Linked DNA regions of Homo sapiens: region 2 is linked to region 1. Evidence: chromatin loops called from intact Hi-C (ENCODE). Cell type or tissue: heart right ventricle. All regions are shown on one strand. Each heading gives the region's core, and the rest is flanking DNA. Links, peaks and the distances in the headings are about the cores only.

Region 1 (2,911 bases), core at 219-2,718:
TTTAAGCAACAGTTACTCCTCTGCTGAATCAACTTAAAAGAGGCTACTCCAAGGAAGACTGGGAATGGGAAGAGTACCTTTCTCCACATGGCACCCTAAAATACACTCTTAAAGGCTTGTCCCCCTTGAAATGTCCAGATTCCAAGATGTCTGCATATTGGAAACATCAGACAATTCTGCTACTAGCTCTGTGGCCCTGTCACTGGGCATACCTCTCTGAGCTCTCTTTCTTCATCTGAAGCATAAAGGGCGTGGAGAAACCATCCACCAAGGTAGTAGTTTTTTTGATATTTCAATTAGCCAAACAGAAATTATATGTTTGCCAACCAGAAGAGAGGGGGCTATGTCTTAGTCATTTTTTTAATATTCCCCAAGAATGTATTCTCTTTTTTTATTATTTTATTATTATTATACTTTAAGTTTTAGGGTACATGTGCACAACATGCAGGTTTGTTACATATGTATACATGTGCCATGTTGGTGTGCTGGACCCATCAACTCGTCATTTAGCATTAGGGATATATCCCCTCCCTGAACCTCAGGGCTCAAGGCCATGATGCACAATAGGTCTTGTTAAACTTAAGTAAACATGAGAACACAAAGACCAACCAAAGGGTTAGGTTTTTGTTTTTTTTGTTTGTTTGTTTGTTTGTTTGTTTTGCTCTGAGCTAGAATTGTCTCCCTCAGAGTCTTAATGCTGGTTATCTCAAGCGAACAGACATAAATCTGAGAGTCAGTAATATATATTTGTATTAATAAATATTCAAGACGAGACATTCATAATCATAGCTTGTGTGAATTTTTAAAAGTATGTTAAAACCCATTGTCCATTATTAGGGGAAAGTATCAAAGGACATGTCACGAGCACCCTTACAGTTCTAAAATCCGGTAATTCTACAGGGATACGCAATGGCATGAATATGCAAACCTACTTTGGTTCTCAAGCACCCGACTGTTCATTTAAACCTCTGTAATTAGATATGGGTAAAATGCTTCCTATAAAATGTCTTATTTGCTGAATACCCTTGTAATGCAATTGTTTGGGAACAAAGATGCCTCCTTTGATGGCACAATTTCATCTCAATACACTTACACCTGAGCAGAGAAGAAAAACAAAGCTCTAACGTATGTACACTTCCGTTATTATGAACAGCCACAATAAATATAATAATGACAATCATGTATTGAAATATCAGTCCTAAAACTGCCCGCAAGCTCTGCTGAGATGGTCATCACTGAGTTACTACAAACCCTGAAACTCCACCCTGGGAGACTCCAGGCACCACTTCAGAGATTTTTCTGAAGCTCGCAGAGATACACCTCCCTCTAGAGGAAAGAAAACCAAACTGCCTTTTCAAAAACAGACCAGGATGAACGTGCTAACTCAAAATTTCTTTTCTTTTTTTTTTTTTTTTTTTCTGAAACAGGGTCTGGTTCTGTCGCCCAGGCGCTGAAGTGCAGTGGCATAGTCACGGCTCACTGCAGCCTCAACCTCCCAGGCTCAAGTGATCCTCCCAACTCAGCCTCGTAGCTGAGATTACAGGCACATGCCACCATGCCTGGTTAATTTTTTAAAACGCTTTTGTAGAGACAAGGTCTCCCTATGTTGCCCAGGCTTGTCTCAAACTCCTGGGCTCAAGCGATCCGCCCACCTCAGCCTCCCAAAGTGCTGGGATTACAGAGATGAGCCACAGTGCCCAGCCCTCAAAATTTCATCTCTTTCCCAAAATGGACTATAAGACCAGAATGTATTAAAAATTATATTTTTCAAAATTAACAAAGTGAATTGTTGAAGGGAATATCTCTGCAAAATCAGGACCTGTGGAATACTCCCTGGAAATAAGACATTCATGACCACACATTAGAGGGGGCAAGCAACATGTTTTATTTAAAGAATAGGATTGTCCTTTCTTTGCACTGAATTTTTACACTGAATTCCACTGAAGTTTTACAGTGGAAACAGAGAAGCTGTATCTAGAAACGGGAGAATGAAGATAACCATTCTTGTCTAGTTCATGGCTGTCTGAATTAGTAGGAAACTTTAAAGCTCCCCCACTTTAAAATTTGGAGGGTTTGCGGCTTTCATTTTCTTAGCTAGAGCTAATAGGATTTTCTTTAAATGTCAGGTCCCTCCTCAAATCGTCAGCTATTTATGTAGCAGTGATGTGTTTTTTACTGCCTGCTTGCTGCAGCCAGGACACCATGAAAAGTTTGCTCCCGTAAGTCAGGGTGGAAAAGCTGCCTGGTACACAACATCCCTGTCAGATGGAAACCGCCTGCAATCCTTCCCCCAAGAGATAGCAGATTTTCAGCTTCTTCCAAAAAGAGCAGTGACAAAACTGAACTTTCAAATAAAAATTTTTGCTAAAGCTGTTACTGCGCCTGCAAGGAAGTGTCACGCAATAGTATTCACGACTTGCCGGTGAATTTTAAGTCCTAAACATGGAATTTCACATATAAGTGGGAGGTGATATCAACCGCTGGTGAAGACTACGCTTGATCCAGTTGTCTGAACACTCTGAGCAAGGAAACAAATGAAACCTCGCTGGCAAAAAGTCACTGCCAGCTTCCAAAGCTTCCAAAGAAGGCGGTCTTGTTTCAAGCTGGCTTTAGGCATCCAGGTCTATGGGTTCCGTTCCTGAAACTAAGGTCAGGATGAGCAGCCTCATTGGAACCATAAATCAACAATCGACTGAAGAGAGGAGCTTCTTCCTACTTTCTCATCGGGGACGTATTAAGTTCTAGGATAGGAAATCACAAAAGGCACTGATGATAAAGTCAGTGCAATTTGCTGAGTCCTGAATGCTTTAGAAATAAAATGAAGTGTGAAGTAAAGACAATTTTTCAGAAAGGTGCCTACCTCGTATCAAAAATATCATTCAGACCCCAGGTTTGGACATTTGCCACATGT
Region 2 (2,911 bases), core at 231-2,730, 87 kb before region 1:
GATGGAAAAGACTACAATGAAAGGAAGGAGAAGGATAGAGACTTGCTGTCTGAGAAAGAGTGACGGAAGGTCTTGGGGAGGGTCATGTGGAGGGCATGCTTTGTTCTGGGAAAAGACACATGGCTTAGATCTGACTTCCAGAGAAAGAGCCAGAAACATCTAGAGAATGGCAGTGAGCGTCCCACAGGAGCCAACCTTGGAACTCTGAGAGGGCTTCTGGGTCACCATAACTTGCCCAGATCCTCCATTAGAACATAGCTGGGTGAAAAGGACCACTCTGACCCTCTGTTTCATCATCTTTAAAACTGGAACAATGACCGCTACTGAACGGCACCACCTAAGATGTGTGTGAAACACCTAGTACAGCACCTGACCCACAAAGGCTTCTGGATAAAGGTGCGCTGTGTTCGTTACGGTCACACCAGCTGCTAGAACAGCCCAAGACCTCAGTCTCTTACTTCAATAGAAGTTTATTTCTTAGTCACAAAATCCAAAACAGGTTTTCTTTATTGGCAGGCCACCTTCCACGGGCCAGGCTGGAGGCTTCCCCAGAGAGAGCTGAGTGGATATGAGGGTCAGGGACATGTCAGGGTTCAAGAAAGGACACAGAGTCCTTGGCATAGTCTGGCAGAAGAATGTCTTGGGAAGAGAAATCCACGAGCTGTCAAGGGGTCAGGAATCCTGCAGCTCAGATCATGTTTTGCTGAACCCTAAGTTAGGACAGACAATGTAACAAAGGATTTTGTTTTATTTGCTCTGTGGGAATAAATGGGAGAAACTGCCCATCCACCACCTGAGCACCTTGCCTTACCCTAAGTTAGCAGCACACACAGCTTAACCAGCCACTCACCTGGACTTACATCACTTCCTGCTTCTCCTGAGTCAGGTGAGATGGTGGGTGTGATTGTCCCAGCAACCTTGAGCAGCCAAGGGACACACACAGAGAAGCAATGCATAGATAGAGTGAACCAAGAATGGCAGGGATGGGCATGCTGGCAACAGGAGGTGGAAAGGGAGAGAGGGTTCTGGAGCCCTTGGAAGTGAGTCTCCTAGTGATGGGCCCTGCCCCAGTCTATTGTAACACACCTTGAGCAGACCATCTAGGTATGTTACAAATATTGGTGTCCTACTCCTGTACCTTGGGCCTGACTACTCCCCCAAGTTCCACATGGGAGTATCTGCAGGTCTTTGCCAAGAACATTTTCTTACACTACAGAAGGCCCCTTTGCCAGTGTGCCTGCAAGCCAAGAGGACCAGAGCATGAATGCCTCAGTGACCCGTGGAAACAGGTGTATGACTACCCAAACTCCTTCAGCCCTCTGCTGGCCTACGAGGTGCAGTGCCACAGGTGCACCTCCCAGGGTTTCCCCGAGGGATTGGGCTCTGGGCACCCACAGTGGACGCTGACTATACACCTCTTAACAGTGCTCTCCCTTTGCTTGTCTCACTCCCCACTTCTCAGCCACTCAGTGACTTCCTTCACCTCCCAAATAAACTACTCACACCCATATCCTTAGTCCTAAGGGCTGCTTCCGGAGGAACCCAAAAAGTAAAACCAGATTGTGATGCTCATTTTAGGTCCATAGCAGATCAAGTCAATGGGGGTGGCGGGGGCAGGGATCCCTTGGGAAGTGGAGCACTCAGCCCACCGCTATGGGAGCTGGGCCCACAGCTCTCTGCTCCGCAAGTTCCTGCAAGAGGCTGGTGTTGGGTGCCTGGCAGATCCCAGGGTTGGTCACCAAGGGTCACAGCTCAGAGCACACTGACCTGAGCACCCCATGGTAGCTGCCGAGATAGAAGAGGACTGGGGAGGAGGTCATGGCGACCTTGTGGGGACTAAGTGGCGCTTCTGAAGAGGGCCACACTCCTCTCTCCTTTCCCAATAGACCAACTGGCAAATTCATCCCGATTTTACATAAAACATTTCTGCTGACACCCAAGATTCCTGTAATTCTACCCTCAGCACTTGTCAGGACATATGTATTTTATCCAATAAGTTGTTTCCTTTGTAAGTGGAACTCAAGTGCCACCTGAATATGTATTTGTTGGTTTCTTGTATTATTTCTGAAGAGAGAAAAAAACAGTCTTTAAGAAAAACAAAAAAATGAAAGACCTTGTGCTTTGAGACTCCAGAAAAGGGGTTGGGGGTCGTGGGGCAACACTGAATCTCTCAGCCATTGTGAGAGGAAGCAAATCAACCCCCTGGGAAAGGATCACTGTGGAGAGGAAGACAGGAGGAGGCTGAGGCTCTGAGGGCCAACCAAGAGTCAGAGGAAAAGATAGAAGCCAGCCTGACTCTGAAAATCAGAAACACTGCCGGGACCCAACAGCAGGAACACCTTCCGCTCGGCCATGGAGCACTGGAGCATGTGGGGCTGAATCCACAAAGCGGGGGATGCTTGTCTCCAGCCGGTCTCTTTGCACACTGGCTGATAAAGCTCTTTTGCCTCCTCCACTGGAAACGAAAGGCTGTTGCACAGCTCCATGGGGCCAGAACCAAACCCAGTTTCCCCAGCCTAGGGGTGATTCTGACAATCGCTGCTATGGAAACAAGACTGCCAAGAACGTCACACCCAGGAAACTTTCAATATACTTTATTAAAAAGTTTCTTTGTATAAATTTCCTAAACATTTTAAAATTAAAATTAAATCCCCTCCCTCCAGCACACACAAAAAAAAAACACACAACATTAGAGGAATGCCAAAAATATTCTCTATTACAACTTTTTTAAATTCTTTAATTAAGGCATTGGTCCCAACGGTGCACATAGATTAAGGGATTTTGCTTCCTTCTGAACTAGATCATTTGTTAGAGGCTTCAGAAAAAGAAAATTAGCTTGAAATCTAGTCTGGGAAATTGGGGGCAGGGAATGAAAAAGTTGGTCTCTTGTTTCTCCACGATACACAGGCTT

The links. A loop is a pair of places that touch in the nucleus more often than their neighbours do. Peaks named below come from ENCODE experiments on the same cell type or tissue, not always from the same donor. Only the 100,000 strongest peaks of a DNase experiment are listed, where the experiment ranks them.
Region 2: it touches region 1 in a loop (2.2-fold over the local background); 16 of 110 quality-filtered maps call a loop at or near these places.

Annotation. Positions count from the first base shown.
Region 1 is chr2:237,408,902-237,411,812 of GRCh38, forward strand. All of the region lies in intron 1 of COL6A3 (collagen type VI alpha 3 chain), which reads right to left. Among named protein-coding and RNA genes, the nearest start is that of COL6A3, 3.8 kb to the right of the region's middle. In heart right ventricle, for the core only: CTCF peaks have their summits at 1,316 (motif pointing left) and 1,517; no DNase peak of the experiment used is centred there; H3K4me3 peaks cover 2,500 bases; H3K27ac peaks cover 2,500 bases.
Region 2 is chr2:237,321,440-237,324,350 of GRCh38, forward strand. It overlaps COL6A3 (collagen type VI alpha 3 chain), which reads right to left. Exons shown (of 44, transcript NM_004369.4): 44 at 2,579-2,911. Among named protein-coding and RNA genes, the nearest start is that of COL6A3, 91 kb to the right of the region's middle. In heart right ventricle, for the core only: a CTCF peak has its summit at 1,323 (motif pointing left); DNase peaks (open chromatin) are centred at 512, 1,362 and 1,642; H3K27ac peaks cover 2,143 bases.